Regions from separate parts of the Homo sapiens genome. Here region 1 is linked to region 2. The links are chromatin loops, found by intact Hi-C in ENCODE. Cell type or tissue: HCT116. All regions are shown on one strand.

Evidence for each region. A loop is a pair of places that touch in the nucleus more often than their neighbours do. Peaks named below come from ENCODE experiments on the same cell type or tissue, not always from the same donor. Only the 100,000 strongest peaks of a DNase experiment are listed, where the experiment ranks them.
Region 1: it touches region 2 in a loop (6-fold over the local background); 5 of 110 quality-filtered maps call a loop at or near these places.

The regions. Positions count from the first base shown.
Region 1 is chr3:8,659,276-8,667,275 of GRCh38, forward strand. It overlaps a transcript of SSUH2 not described here. Among named protein-coding and RNA genes, the nearest start is that of SSUH2, 18 kb to the left of the region's middle. RefSeq lists a silencer at 4,314-4,403. In HCT116, CTCF peaks have their summits at 4,375 (motif pointing right) and 4,576; a DNase peak (open chromatin) is centred at 4,406.
Region 2 is chr3:9,298,210-9,306,209 of GRCh38, forward strand. It overlaps a transcript of SRGAP3 not described here. Among named protein-coding and RNA genes, the nearest start is that of SRGAP3-AS4, 52 kb to the left of the region's middle. RefSeq lists a silencer at 4,542-4,651. In HCT116, a CTCF peak has its summit at 4,539 (motif pointing left); DNase peaks (open chromatin) are centred at 3,775 and 4,512; H3K4me3 peaks cover 527 bases.

The DNA.
Region 1 (8,000 bases), 640 kb before region 2:
TGCCTCCTCTCTTCTTTTCTCGACAAAATCTCCAAGCTTTACTTGTCTCCTGTCTTCCCTTTGGCCCATCAGATTCCCAGGCCTTTGTTCCCTCCGCCTCTCCATCCACATAACTTTTCCCATCCTTCAATGCCCCACTCCAGCCTCACCTCCTCCAGGCAGCCTTCCCTGATCTCCCCCTGCCCAGAGCAGAGTGAGCTCCCTTCTTTCTGACCTCTGGTCATGCACACTGTCTGTGAACATGGGACACCTCAGCAGAGGGGGCCTTTCAGAGTTAGAGAATTCCCAAGTCCATATCATGTCTTTCCAGCTGGGTTGGAAGAATCTGCTGGAGGCCGGGGGCTGCCCGTGCTTCTGTGTGTCTGCTCACATCAGTCCCCTGACCCAAACCCTCAATGGGCATGGGATCCAGTATTCATCCATCTACCATGCATCATCCGTCTGTCCATCCATCCATATATGTATTCATTCATTCAATGGGTATTTATTGTGTGCAGTGTAAGAGATATGGAGATTCATCAGATACCTGCAGTCAGAAGAGAGAGAGATAGAGAAGGAGGCAATTAGAACACAGTCAATAAATGCTATGGAAAGTGGCATGGGTTCATGGGAATCTTTCCAGGGAAGCAGACATCTGAGTTGGATCTTAAAGGGAGAATGGAGTTCATTAGGTGAAACTAGGAAACCATTCTTCAGACAGGCTCCTAACACATGTCCTCTAGGGTTTGACCTAACGTTCTTCCCATCTCATCCCCATCAGCCACTGTACCACTCGGGTCCCAACAGGGAAGCTAGTCTGCTCCAGTCAGATCCCAGGAGGCGTGTTAGTTTCCACAGGGACTACACAATTCCTAACAGGCAGGGTTGGGGACCACACAGGAGAGTGTGGTTACCTGGCTAGTTGTAATGCAGCCATTACCACTTGAAAAGGTGAGAGGAAGGAATTTATAGAAATCCATAAAGAGAGCGCTGGTTAGAGACCCCCTTGAGGGCACAGTGACTTTCCATCAAAGGAAAAGAGCAGCCCAAGGCAACCTTGCAGGCCAGGAGCCAAGATCAACACCCTGACCTCACTCGCCTCTCATCCACTTGAGGCAGAAACTTAAAATAAATATGCATTCATTCACTCCAAGAAAAGTAACAGGCAAGTCAAGGGTTAAGAAGAAAAGAACAAGTTTTCCTCTGTCTAGCAATCTCACTTCAAGAACAGTTATAAGATAACACTGTTTGAGAAGCCAAGGCCAAAAGAATGGGCTCCAGACAACCCCCTGCCAGAGCAAGATTGAAGGGAAAAAAAGAGAGAAAGACAAATTCCTTTATTGTTACTGCTCCTTTCCCTGGCTTCTTAAGTACAGCTGTGTTTTACAAATGTCTATATTTAGCCTGTTCTTGTTTTTCTTTCACAAGGCCAACAGCTATGCAGGGCCACAAGTTACGTTATGCTATAGATTATATGACCTATCATATGATTAGCTGCTTTTGTTTTGCTTCTGTAGTCAACTTATAAAAACTGTGCTCAGTCTTTGTTCAATGCTCAGCTTTTTGGATATGAATCCACTGAGCCGGTGAGTACCTAAAATAAACAATCCTCCTGTTCTCCGTATCAGTCTCTCCTGTCCTCAGTTTCCTGCAACACACTCATCTCTCACTGGCACCTCCCATTGGCCAACCCAGACAGAGCAAGGGGACAAGGCCAGGCTGCCAGGACAGTGAGCAGGATGTGAAGGGTAAAGGGTGACTCTGGAAGAATGGATGAAGCTGTCCAGCCCAGCTGGCCATGCATTTCTGGCTCTCATGCTCTTGGACTTACTGTCTGACGCCGAAGTCCATGCTGTTTCTTCTAGCCACTGCTCCTTACACCTTACTAAAGAAATATTTTACAATTGTAAGTAACCAGGCACTGTCCCCTGAATCCACTCTTGGCCTTCACATGCACCTCTGTGCTTTCACTCACTCTGTTCCCTCTGCCTAGAACTCCGTTGCCCAGCTTCCTAATCCACCAAAATCTCATTCATCTTTCAAGCCATGCCCAACAACTGTCTTTTCCTTAACTGCTCTGAAAGTATTCACTGTTTAACTTGTATGTCATTCTCTCACGTATCCTTTTCCCTCTACACCCATTAGTCTATGAGCAATTTAAGAGTGGATGCTATGGCTGATTCATCATTAAAATCCTAAACTTCTGCCTCCTCTAAGTCATGAACCTGGAAGCTGTCAGGAACTGTGAAGGCAATGAGATTTTACCCTACCTGCAAGCCAACAAGTCAGCCTGCCTGTTTCATGGATGCTGACAGGAGGCGTGAGAGACTCCCGAATCCGAGACAAAGGACTTTATTATCACAGCAACAGCAATAGCCAGACAATCAAGGTTTTTGCACCAGTGCCCTCAGCCTCAGTTTCCACAGGACCACATGAAGAGGGCCAGGTAATACTGTATATGCAGTGGGTTGCATTACAGAACAGCAATGCTTAGCTTGGGGAACCTGTTGTAAGTAAGCATACCGATATGGTTTGGCTGTGGCCCCACCCAAATCTCATCTTGAATTGTAGCTCCCATAATTCCCATGTGTTTTGGGAGGGACCCAGTGGGAGATAATTGAATCATGGGGATGGTTTCCCCTCATATTTTTCTTGTGGTAGTGGATAAGTCTCATGAAATCCGACGTTTCCCCTTTTGCTTGGCTCTCATTCTCTCTCTTGTCTGCTTCCATGTAAAACGTGCCTTTTGCCTTCTGCCATGATTGTGAGGCTGCCCCAGCCACGTGGAACTGTGGATCCATTAAACCTTCTTTTCTTTATAAATTATCCGGTCTCAGGTATGTCTTCATCAGCAGTGCGAAAGTACACTAATACACATGCCCACCTTTGTTCCAATGGGAGACACTCTCTCTGTCTCCCAAGAATGTTTGTTATGCAAAGATAACACAGAACAAAAGGCAGACAGTGCCTCTGCTTGCAAGACATGCAGAAATGAGAGAGGGCCATGGGGAATTGTCCTCTAACAAAACCTGTGTCCCCTAACAGAAGCTGAGTGTGAAATGCGCACCTTTGTCTCACTCTGCCCTCCTGATACCAAACGTCAGTACTGAGTGTCCAGTCAGAGCCCTGACCTGGTCCCTCCTGAGGTCTCCCTCCCAGTGAATGGCAGGACCCAGAGTGGCACTACTCACCCCACCTGTGAAGGGGGCATAATGACAGGAACTAGCTCACAAGGTTGTTGAGAAAATGAACTGAGTTTTTCCTGTGAAGTACTGAGGCAAGTATACAGCGAGTGCTATGTGTGTTAGCAAAATCAAGGAAGGAATGAAAAAGGAGAAGGAACAAGGACAGATATACAGAAGTAGAAGAAGGCTGAGCACCTAGACCAGAAAAGCCTGGCCCTACTCAGGAACAAGGAACAGAGTTACAGCTGTGAAACATCAGAGAACATCATTACCTACACAGCCCTGCTTTCCCCAGGCTCCAACAGGGCCACTTAGGCAGATGTCATTTCCTACCTTATTGACTCTGGTCTTCATCCCAAATCTGCACTCGCAGACAGGGATGTGATGACACCCACGTGGCTGAAGATGGCTCCAGGCTCCAGTGGTACTGACTTGGGACAAATTACCCACTAAAAACCTGAGATGAATGAAGCATTTTGGAATTTTTCCAAATGCAAAATAAGTACCAAGGCCATATCGATGCTACTATTCCTACTATCGTGTAGAGATTGATTTGCTCTCTTCAGCAGGCATCTCCCGGATCAAATCATTGGAAGATCACAGTGGCATTAATAAAAACAGCCACTGCCATGAGCTGAGCCTGATAATTAACGTGCCATGCTGAGCTGGGCTTTGCATGCCTGCTCCCATTTGATCTCCACCATAAATCCAGGGACAGCTATTATCATTATTATCCCCATTTTACAGCTCATAAAGCTAAAGTTCGTGGCACTGAGGTAACTTGCCTCAAGTACTAAGCTCAGATATAAACCAACATCTCAGATGTCTGACCGACCCCAAAGCCCAGGCTCTACCACACTGCATTATTCTGCTACAAGGAGCCTTGGAATTCACCTACCCCCTCCTGTCTGACATACAGAGAACAGCAATGCATGGGCTGAGCCCAAGGAAGTGCCTGGAACTGAAACTCTTTACTCTGGATTCAGACCCCTGTCTCTCGTCCTTTGTTCCCTGATAGTTTCATCAGGGCTTTGTGAGAAACAAACACAAAGCGACAGAAAAACACAGAGAAAATTAAGAAGGCGTGGTTGGCAGTCGGGGTCAGGTGGGGGCCACAGCAGTGGGGCGGGGTGGGGGGTGTCTGGCTGGGTGTGATATCTCCAGCCCAGGCAAGTCCAGGAATTCCAAGGTCAGTTAGACCAGCAATGTCCACCAGGGGGTGCTAGGAATGTGTTAATTGATTAACTAACTCAGCCTCCCCCATCCAAAGCTATTGGGACACACTGGTCCATAGACGCTCTTACCTTAACAAGGATTTCCCAACAACTGGTTTCCATAGGTACCACAGGGGACACACAGGTAACTGTAGAAGGCACACAGATAAATTTACGGAAAAATTCTTAGTAATGATGCGTGTCCCAAGACAATGTTGTTTTCTTCTAGCTGCACTGCACAAAGGAGGGAACTGCTTTCTGAGTAAGATAAAAATATTTTCCTTGGTTAGACAGTGAGGGATTCTTTGGCTTGTTAACTTACACAATATAGCTTCTAAGGGAAGTGCTGGGAGACCCAGGTTATTTCTCTCCCGGCCCATGTCAACACGAGGTTTCTGCTGACCCAGGTGCCCTGCCAAGTCCTCTTAGCAGGTCCTGGACCCCCAAGGCTGCTGCAAACCCAGAAAGTGTGCACAGACCTGTGTTTCTCTAGGGAGAGAGGAAGACGGGGAGCCCAAGTGGATTGTTTCGAAGCTCCTAGAAAACGACCCTTGATAGAAGGATACAGGGGATGTTACATCTTTCAAGAGCCTCGTGTTCTTCTCAGCAACTTCAGGTCATTGAATCCTTGTCCATTGGGATCAGGCAGCCATCTGCCACAGATCCATGGGGCAGGAATGCCATCGCCATCTTCATGAAGCATGTCCCCCTTTCCCTTGGCGCTGTGTATAGCACAGCCCCACAGCCCACACAGTCATGCTTGGAGGCCCCAATTTGGAGCATTCATTTATCCATCTGCTCTTTCAACAAAATTTCTGAGCAATTTTTTTTTACCACATTTATGCCTTTAAAAAGCATGTATCCAAAAGTGTAGGGGGGCACAAAACAGCTTTGAACCAAGAAAATGCACCCCATTTTGAGAAACTCGACCATCTCATTTCATGGATGAGGAAAAGATCTTCAGAAGCTATGTACACAGTGAAGATTACAAACCTGGAGGACAGCAGAGCTGGGTCTAAGGCCCAGATCCGGCTCCCAGCTCGGTGCTTTGACATCCTCACCATGCTGCCTTCCAACGGGCCCTTGGCCCTCACAATATCTCTCATCTATGGAAAGGAATCACAATCCTTGCTCCCACTTAACAAAAAAGCAAATTAAGGCATACAGAAGACAACCTAAACAGGTCATTAAGATCAACACCAACCCAGCTCAAACGTTTCTCAAGAAAGGCATCTCCCGATTCCTGCAAGTTATTTCTGGATTTGAATCCTCATCCAAGGCATGGAGCTTTAATTCTCTCTGGCATCTGGCCCCTGCAGACCCCTCCCTTAAAAATGCCTTCCTTAAGAATCACCCTCACACAAGAACAATCCCTGCTGTCTACACCCACTTCTTTTCCACCGAATTTTCTGCTTCATGTTTAACTGCAGGAGTCCTTTTGTGTCAATGTTGTAGAATATTTATTATTAAAAAAGGTGACATGTTGACTGCAATTATTTTGGGATGGGTATATTTCAGTTGCCGTGAAAGAAAGAAGAAAAAGAGAAAAGGAAGAAAAAAAAGGAAAATGGATGAAAGAAATGAATTGGAAGAAAAGGAAGATAAAGAAGAAAACAGGGTAGAAGGGGAAGAGAGAAGAAAGGAGAAGCAAGGAAGGAGGTAGAGAGGGAGAATGTCCAGCTAAAGAGGACCCTCGGTCATCTTTTAATTTTCGCAGATCAGCCAAAGACAACCATGTTAATTAGCATAGTCTGTTGACACAGGGAGAGGTTCATTCTGCAGTCTCTGTCCCTCAGTGTTTGGACCCGAAACTCAAAATTTAATGCAACTTCCACAACATCCTTATTTGGAAGAAAAGGTAGTCTGACTCAGACTCAAGTCTTAGTTAAGAAAAAATAAGTAAATCTTGTTTTCAATGAATGTCATTGTAGGGAAAGACCACAGAGGTCACTAAGGGAGCCCTCAAAACCTTCTGCAACCCAAAGTCCCCCCCGTTCACCAACGCAAAAGCCAAACACACAAAACATGCCTTTCATGTCACTTCAAACGTCTTAACAAATTAAATATCATTACTCAAAACAAAGCAAGGCTGTGGCAATGTTAGATGAAAATAGTTCATTTTCCCTAAAAATAGAATCTTTATTTTAGTCACAAGGTCTCAATCTGCTTGTCTGCCCTGGTTCCTCTTTCCTGGTCAAAGTGGCCATTAGAACACAATGAAGATCATTTTCAACATCAAAGTTGTTGCCAGCTTTTTTTAATGTTGATAAAAATGAGAAATGATGTTCACTACATGTTTACTTGTGTTCAGAGGATCAAGGAGATTATTTACTCCCAAAAACCTTGAAAGCCCACTTGATTAAGTTGTCTTAGACTCAAGCTTGAGCTCCCAAAACACCTCTGAGAGATCTGGCAAAGACTGAACATGTGAGAAAGGGTTTCCTTATGGAGTTTCAAATGTGCTTTTCAGACAAAATATCAGAAAAATATGGATTTCTTAAATTCATTTTGCAGACATATTAGAAGAAACTGCTTTTTACTTTTTTTCTCCTTAAGAGCAAGACCACCAAATCTAAACACTAAAAAGAAACGTTTAGCACTAATATAATGTATTTTTAGATAAATGTGGGCTATAATTTCCTGATGTAAGCAATGCTGAGAAACAAGATGGATATTTATTTCTTGAAGTTTCACAATCAATATATTCAAAAGTTCAAATGTATCTGCTAAGTACACCAAGTATCTTAGGCTGGGCTCCTGAGATGCAGACCGTCAGGGAAGAAACACCCACAAGGGGTTTATGAAGGAGAAACCTGTAAGGTGTGAGGGAAGAAAAACAAGGAAGGGGGAAGAGCCCAGCCAGGGCACCATTTCTGGAAGGTGCGTGTGTTGGGAAAAACTCTCCCAAACCATGTTTTTCCTCTGCTCTCATACCACCGCAACAATCATCAACACAGAAGATGACATCTGTGACCAAATGTAGGCAGGGGGCAGGGGTTTCGCCCACCACCAAGCAGCAGATGCTAGCTGGATGTCCTCCAATTCAATTCCAACACGATTTACCCGGGCATAACGTCAGATCCCACAGGTTGAATACTCAGTCCCCAAGACCACACCACTCCGGACACCAGTTGCAAGTCCAGGACTCTGGAACTCCTGACCAACCTGCTTCAAGTTGGCCTCCCAAAAGCCCCTCTTTGGGTTTGACTCATTTGCTGGAGCAGCCCACAGAACTCAGGGAACCACATTTACCAGTTTACCACAAAGGACACTACAGATGATACTGATGAAGAGACTTGTAGGGTGCAGAGCTTCCATGCCCTCCCATGCCACAGGGTGAATCCCAAAATTGGAGTTCAGGCTGGGAGTCCACGCACGTTCTCTGCTTCACACAGAAATTCAAGAGCAAGATGACACAGTAAAGTGAAAGCAAGTTTTTTAAGAAAGTAAAGGGGTAAAGGGGTGGCTACTCCATTGGCAGAGCAGCAGCATGGGCTGCTGGACTGAATAGACTTATGGTTATTTCTTGATTATATAACAAACAAGGAGTGGATTGTTCATGAGTTTTGCAGGAAAGGGGTAGTGTATTCCTGGAACTGAGGGTTCCTCCCATTTTAGACCA
Region 2 (8,000 bases):
TTGTGGAGAAATGTACTTACCATAGTGCTTGGCACACAGTATGTGCTCAAGAAATGTAGGTTAGTAGGATTATTGTTTTATTATTATTACTATTAAAACATAATTACTCTGGTCTTTCCACAGTAACAGAAGGAAAAAGAGAAGCTAGCTGACTAACTCAACTAGAATTATCCATGACTTCATAATTCATCATCATGTCTTTAGTCTTGCTCTCTTCAAAACACCCTACATAATGCTGCCAGAACATTCTTCCCTATAAAAATCTGGCTGTGATAGCTAGTATCCAAAGATGGCCAAACAATTCCACCCCTCCCTGTATGCACATGCCCCTCCTTCTACCAGAAATGGATCCTATGTACCCTTTCCATAAATCTTGTAACCATTTGACCAGTACAATGCAGAGGAAATGATGTCCTGGGACTTTCAGGTTTAGGCATTAAGAAGGCCTGGCAGCTTGAGCCACCAAGGACGGGCTACTCTGCTGGAGAGAGTGGTCACAGGGAAAGACCTAGAAGGATTTAGATAGAGAGAGAAATAGCAGCCACATGAAAAAACATTAAGGCCAGGTGGCATGGCTCATGCCTGTAATCTCAGCATTTTGGGAGGCCGAGGCAGGCAGATCACTTGAGGCCAGGAGTTTGAGACCAGCCTGGCCAACATGGTGAAACCCCATCTCTACTAAAAATAGAAAAATTAGCCGGGCGTGGTGGTGGGTACCTGTAATCCTGGCTACTCGGGAGGCTGAAGTGGGAGAATCGCTTGAACCAGGGAGGCAGAAGTTGCAGTAAGCTGAGATCATGCCACTGCACTCCAGCCTGGGTGACAGAGTGAGACTCCATCTCAAAAAAAAAAAAAAAAAAAGAAAATAGATGGCTGGGCATGGTGGCTCACACCTGTAATCACAGCACTTTGGGAGGCCGAGCCGGATGGATCACGAGGTCAGGAGATCAAGATCATCCTGGCCAACACAGTGAAACCCTGTCTCTACTAAAATACAAAAAATTAGCTGGGCATGCTGGTGCATGCCTGTAGTCCCAGCTACACGGGAGTCTGAGGCAGGAGAATTGCTTGAACTCGAGAGGCGGAGACTGCAGTGAGCCAAGATCGCGCCACTGCACTCCAGCCTGGTGGCAGAGCGAGACTCCGTCCCAAAAAAAAAAAAAAAAAGAAAAGAAAAGAAAAGAAACTTCAAGATAGTAGACATCCAGCCCCAACTAGCATCCCCATCCACCATGTTACTGCCACTGCAAAAGCCAGACTAGTGGAAGAACAACCCAGCTGAGCCCCAGCCAACCCACAGAATCATGAGCTATCATAAAACGCTGGTGGTAGGCAAGTACGTTTTTGGTGGTTTATTATACAGCTAAAAATAACTGAAACACTGATCATGTTGCTGCTCTACTTAAGATCCTTGGCTCGGCCAGGTGAGGTGGCTCACGCCTGTAATCCCAGCACTTTGGGAGGCTGAGGCAGGTGGATCATCTGAGCTTAGGAGTTCGAGACCAGCCTGGCCAACATGGTGAAACCCCATCTCCACTAAAAATACAAAAATTAGCCAGGCATGGTGGCACACACCTGTAATCCCTGCTACTCAGGAGGCTGAGGCAGGAGATTGAACCTGGGAGGCGGAGGTTGCGGTGAGCCAACATCACACCAGTGCACTCTAGCCTGGGCGACAGAGTGAGACTCTATCTCAAAAACAAACAAACACCCTTAGCTCTCCATAGCCAAATTTCTCAGGGCTCACAAGGAACCTTCACAAGCTATGTGACTTTGGCATGTTACTTCATCTCTCTGCAACATTTTTCCCATATGTAAACTGAGGTAATGATAGCACCTTCCTCAAAGGATTGCCATGAAAATTAAGAGATAATGTATGAGAAATACTTGGAACAATGTCTGGCATACGCTAAGTGCTCTATATGTGTTAGCCACCATCGTCACCACCACCATCATCATCTTCATCATCACCACCATCATCACCACCACCAACAACACTATCATCAACTTGTGCTGCCTGACTCTCCAGCCCCTTTCCTTAATCTCTCCTCATGTGCACTCTGGAGTACAGTCATACTAAAATATTTTTCCCCAAAACTTCACACTTCACAACTCTTTACCTTTGTACATTCCATTTCTTCTGCCTGGAATGTCCTTTACCCACCTTGCCTGCCTGAGAAATTGCCATCTGTCCTTCTGTGACGCTTCCTCACATCTCCCCAGACAGTGAGGCATCTGCCCCTGTGCTCCTTTGGGCACCTCGCCCTTGTCTCTGTGGAGAGGCTTCCCATCTTTGCCACCTGTGTGGGCCTTGTCTCCTCAGCTAGACTCTGAATTGTTTAAGGACAGAGCCAGGGCTTGATTCATGAGCCAGCAAAGCATGGCATATACCAAGCTCTTAAGATGTGTTCCAGGAAGGGAAGGAGGAAGGAGTCTGCTTTTGGAGTAGTGGTTCTCAACAGAAGGGAGAGAGGGGAGAAATTTTGTCCCCCAGGAGATATTTCATGATGTTTGAAGACATTTTTGGTTGTCATGCAACAGAGTGGGAGAAGGAAGTGTTACTGGAAACCAGTGGGTGGTGGGTAGTGGACAAATATTGTGCTCAGCATCAGACAATGCACAGGACCGCTGCCACAACAAGGAATGATCCAACCCTAAATGTCTGGGCTATGCTGAGGTTGAGAAGTCTTGTTTTAGAGGATAATCACATGCTGGGGAGGGGAAGAAAGAGACACCTGACTGAATGCACAAGCTTAGCAACCTGGCTGCCCACTCCCACCCCTCCCAGCTCAGCACCTCTGGGAGCAGAGGGTACCAGGAAGGTATGGAAGTTAAAAAAGGGCTTAAATCTGGTCACCTTCCTTCCTCTCAATGTGATCCTCATCAAGACCCTTCCCTTGGTGAAGTTTCGTTTTTTAACTTCCTACAGCCTCTTCCGGCCCTGACTTTCTGGGATTCTGCATTTGTAGGTTGGTTCCTGTTGTTTCATTCATGGCCAAAAGATGTCAATGCTGCACAGACTCTCACATGCCAAGAGAGGACAAATCCCAGATAGACTGGCCTGAGTCACTGAGCCCTTGCATTACATCCGGGATGGCCCAGAAGTTAAGTTAACGCACATGCCTGAGATGCAGGTCCCCCGCCTGCCCAGATGGGTGGCCTTGAGGTTCAGAAGAAACAGGAAGAGGGGAAGGTGGCCCTTAAAGGCTCCATGGCTAACTTAGCTTTAATGTGTAGAGGCCTCTGTGTCAGTCAAAGCACTTTGCAGGGGAGCAGGGAGACATCTGTAAAATTCTCTCTTTTGTGCCACGTAAGAGCAGAAAGAAATCTCACTCTACAGACCATGGTTTCTGTAAGGGGTGGGTCCTGTAGAATTACAGTGAGCACGGCTGATGCCTGTGGCTCCTTTGGGAGCCTGTGTTTGTTGAGGGGCTGTGTTTGTTGTTTTTAACTGGCTTCAAGAGGAGGTAGAATATTGAGTAGTAGTAAAAAGCTTCATCTTTGGCACCAGACAGGAATGAGCGTGGGACGCACTTCTGTCATTAACTGCGTGACCTGGGATAAATGACTTAATCTTGTGTAAGCCTCAACCATGAGAGAGGAACAATAATAGTACCTACTTCACAGGGTTGATCTGCGGATTAATTGAGATCATGGAAATCACAGGTTTCGCATACTGCCTGGCATAACTGCCAATAAACGGCAGTTGTTACTCTGAAAGGATATTGTGGGGTGAGTGAATAGGCGAGGAGTATGATGAATCATCCTGAAATTCTCACCTAAACTCTTCTATCCAGGTAGGGTGCTGGTGAGTCGTCTTGCCGAGAGCTAACATTTTTATTGTGCTTATCATGTGCTTACAACCGTCCTCAGTGCCTTATGTACGTTCACCGAGTCCCCACGGTGACCCAATGAGGTAAGTATTACTATTCCCATTTTAGAGATGGGAAACTTAGTGAGCCCCCAGGGCCCACTGCTGGGTAAGGGGAGGCCAAGGGTTTCCGCGAAGGCAGTTTGACTCCAGGGGCCCTGGCCTTAGCAGTGCATACACTGCTTCTGACTGCAGCTAGAGACGAATGAGAAACGGGAGGGTGCGTCCCTGGGTATCCCCCTCACCCCTCCCCAGCCTGCCTAAACGCTTGCCCTGCTCCCAAACACTCGCTCTACTCCTAGATAGTGGAGCTTTGCGACAGCTCGGCAGAGAAGCACTTCGCTCTGCCCAGCTGCAGCCAGGCATGACATGGTGTCTGCAAGGAAGGGGCTCAGGTGGGCGTGGGGAGCTAGGTCAGGATGCCGCAGGGAGGTAAGAGGCAAATGGGATTCGTCACTGGATAAACTGGGACTCCGCCCCAGCACCACCTGGAGCCTGTGGGTGGCTCTGAGCCCAGGGACATACTCTCGCAGAGCTTTATTTCTCTCCCTCTAAAATGAGAGCTTAGACACGCTCAAAACCCCTGCTGGCTGTAGAACGCCAGGTTCTTGCAGTGAGGAAGGGCTAGCGTCTGCCGCGGGGTGGGTCTTGGCCGGATCCTATCCCGGGGGAAGAGCGCCACCTGGCGAACCGCTCTGAGAATGTCCCAGAACAGCCACTAGGAACAGTCTCCCGGGTACAAGGGGGAGAGGCTCTGCAATCCGAGCAAGGGGCTTCAGTTCTCTGAACCTCAGAATTCGAATGGGTAAAATGACACCGAAGAATGGCAACGAAGATAATACTTAAAGTACCTAATATCTCCCACCACCACCTTTTGTCACCACTTTTGAAATAGTAAATGGTTATAAACCAATGTAGATGATAAATTCTAGAAGTTATACAGCATTTGTTCTGAGCACTCTGACAAGCTGTAACACTGCCTCGATTTTTTCTTACTTATATTTTTTCCTTTACATTTGTTTGTTTGTTTGTTTGTTTGTTTTTAATTGTGGCAAGAACACGTGCCAGGCGCGGTGGCTCATGTCTGTAATCCCAGCACTTTGGGAGGCCTAGGCGGGCAGATTACTTGAGGCCAGGAGTTCAAGACCAGCCTGGCCAACATGGTAAAACCCCATCTCTACTAAAAGTACGCAAATTAGCTGGGCATGGTGGCGCATGCCTGTAGTCCCAGCTACTGAGGAGGCTGAAGCAGGAGAATTGCTTGAACCCGGGAGGTGGAGGTTGCAGCAAGCTGAGATCGCACCACTGCACTCCAGCCTGGGCGACAGAGTGAGACTCCATCTCAAAAAAAAAAAAAAAAGAACACTTAACATAAGACCTACCCTCTTAATGGATTTTCCAGTACACAATACAGCAGTATTAACTATATACTACACCTATATAGAGATCTCTAAAACTTAATCATCTTGCATACCTGAAATTTTATCCTTGTTGATTTAGCTAACACTTTTTGAGTGTTTGTGATGTGATAAGCCTTGTTCTAAGCATTTTATTTATATTAATTTATTTAATCTTCAAAATAGCCATGAGGAAGGTATAGAATGACTGCTCAAGTCACTGGCTTAATCCACAAGAGACTGCACCAATTTGAAAAGTCTACAATAATAACATTTGGAAGGCGATTTACACTTGATAAACATTACTTCATTTAATCCACACAACAGCCTGTTAAGATCAACATTATCTTCATCTTAAAATAAGGAAACTGAAGACCACTCAGTCAACACACATCTGCCTACAGTGTGCTGGGCCCTGGGGTGCACATGAACAAGGTGTTTGGGGTCCCCATGCCCTTGAGTGAGACTTGAGTAAGTACTCCTGAACTGAGTGTACAACGGGGGAAATCTAGGCACCACACAAAATCACAAGAGCTATAATAACTTCGTCTGGAAGGGGAGACGTTTCACAAACAATTCTGTCCAGGGTCGCACTGCTGCCAAGCTCTGTGCCTGCCTGTGGTACGGGACCCCATGTACGACTTACAGACCAGTTAGTCCACAACAGTAACTTCCCCTTCAGCACCTGAGCTCCTTAAGAACAGTGCCTGTGTCCTAATCACCTGCATAACCCAACACCCAGCAGAGAGCCTGGCACGTGGGGGTTGCCCATAAACACTTGCCTAATGAAAGCTCTGTTCTTCTTCATGCCCACTTGCCCTCCCTCCTTTCTTTCCCCAGACCTTCCTTTTATTCTCAGCAATCCAGAGATTAGACTTTGGCTCCTTAGCACAGTCTCCTGCCATAATTCTCAAACCCAGAGTAGTTACAAGAACGGTAGAATGAAAATGGTATCGGGGAGGGGAGTGGAACTAGTAGGTCTTAGACATTCACTCTGTGCTCAGCATTCTATCTTTAGCATCTTAAATCTAACAGCAGCCCTGGTGGGTAGGTAGTAAATGGCAGAGCTGGGATTTTACTCTGACGCCCAGGTTCACCATGTTCTGCTGCCCTTGGCTCTCTCCTCCAAGCTACAGCGAGTGGCCGGTGCTGTTGTCAGTGAGGGATAAAGCTCAAAGCCTCCCATTTGGGCTTCTCCCCCTCCGCACTAGGACCTCCCCAAAACCAGGAGTTTCTTCCAGAGGTCGTATGCTCACTCCCTGAGGGCCTGGGATGCATCTTCCCAGGGCTTCCCATTTCCAATTTTGAGTCCCTTATTCCTGAAGAAACTCCCAGGGGACAGGTATTCAGGGACAGTCCACTGGGTTGCAACAGCTAATGAAACTGACATCTGACAGATACCATTCTCCACCTGCTCACCTGGGGAATAATATCACTAAGCTCCTCCTCTGTGCTGGCCTTCTGCTAAGCCTTTCTCAACAATACCTCATTTAATCCTCACAACAACCTTCAGAGGTTGTTCCATCTCCATTATGTCAGGGTCCTGAGAACAAAGAAATGTCAGGTTGGGCCTTCCAGGAAGCTGACGCTAAGACAAAATTAGACATACAAAAGACTAATTGGAAGAAACATCTAAGAAGGATAAAGGAGTGAGGGAATAGGAGCAGGCCCAGAAAGTCTCAGACCCTGCTGCAGGTCTGCCACCAAAGAAGAGAGAAGGGGAGGAAGGATTGGGCAGGAAGAGCCTCAGGCTTCGGGACTGTAGTGTCCTCCTGGTGCTCAGTCACTGGTGAGGGCAGCTCAAGAAGAGTGTGACCTCCACGCGAACGCTGCGGTGTAACAGGGAGGGGCTGAAGCTACCCACAGCCCTCACAGGAGGTCCTCTCTTTTTTTTTTTTTTTTTTTTTAGATTTTTTTTGTTGCTGTTTTTTATTTTTATTTTTTTATTATACTTTAAGTTCTAGGGTACATGTGCACAATGTGCAGGTTTGGTACATAGGTATACATGTGCCATGTTGGTTTGCTGCACCCATCAACTTGTCATTTACATTAGATATTTCTCCTAATGCTATCCGTCCCCCAGTCTCCCACCCCCCGACAGGCCCCAGTGTGTGATGTTCCCCACCCTGTGTCCAGGTGTTCTCATTGTTCAATTCCCACCTATAAGTGAGAACATGCAGTGTTTGGTTTTCTGTCCTTGTGATAGTTTGCTGAGAATGATGGTTTCCAGTTTCATCCATGTCCCTGCAAAGGACATGAACTCATCCGTTTTTAGGGCTGCATAGTATTCCATGGTGTATATGTGCCACATTTCCTTAATCCAGTCTATCATTGATAGACATTTGGGCTGGTTCCAAGTCTTTGCTATTGTGAATAGTGCCGCAATAAACATACGTGTGCATGTGTCTTTATAGTGGCATGATTTATAATCCTTTGGGTATATACCCAGCAATGGGTTTGCTAAGTCAAATGGTATTTCCAGTTCTAGATCCTTGAGGAATCACCACACTGTCTTCCACAATGGTTGAACTAATTTACACTCCCACCAACAATGTAAAAGTGTTCCTATTTCTTCTCCACATCCTCTCCATCATCTGTTGTTTCTTGAATTTTTAATGATCTCCATTCCAAATGGCGTGAGATGGCATCTCATTGTGGTTTTGATCTGCATTTCTCTGATGACCAGTGATGACGAGCATTTTTTCATGTGTTTTTTGGCTGCATAAATGTCT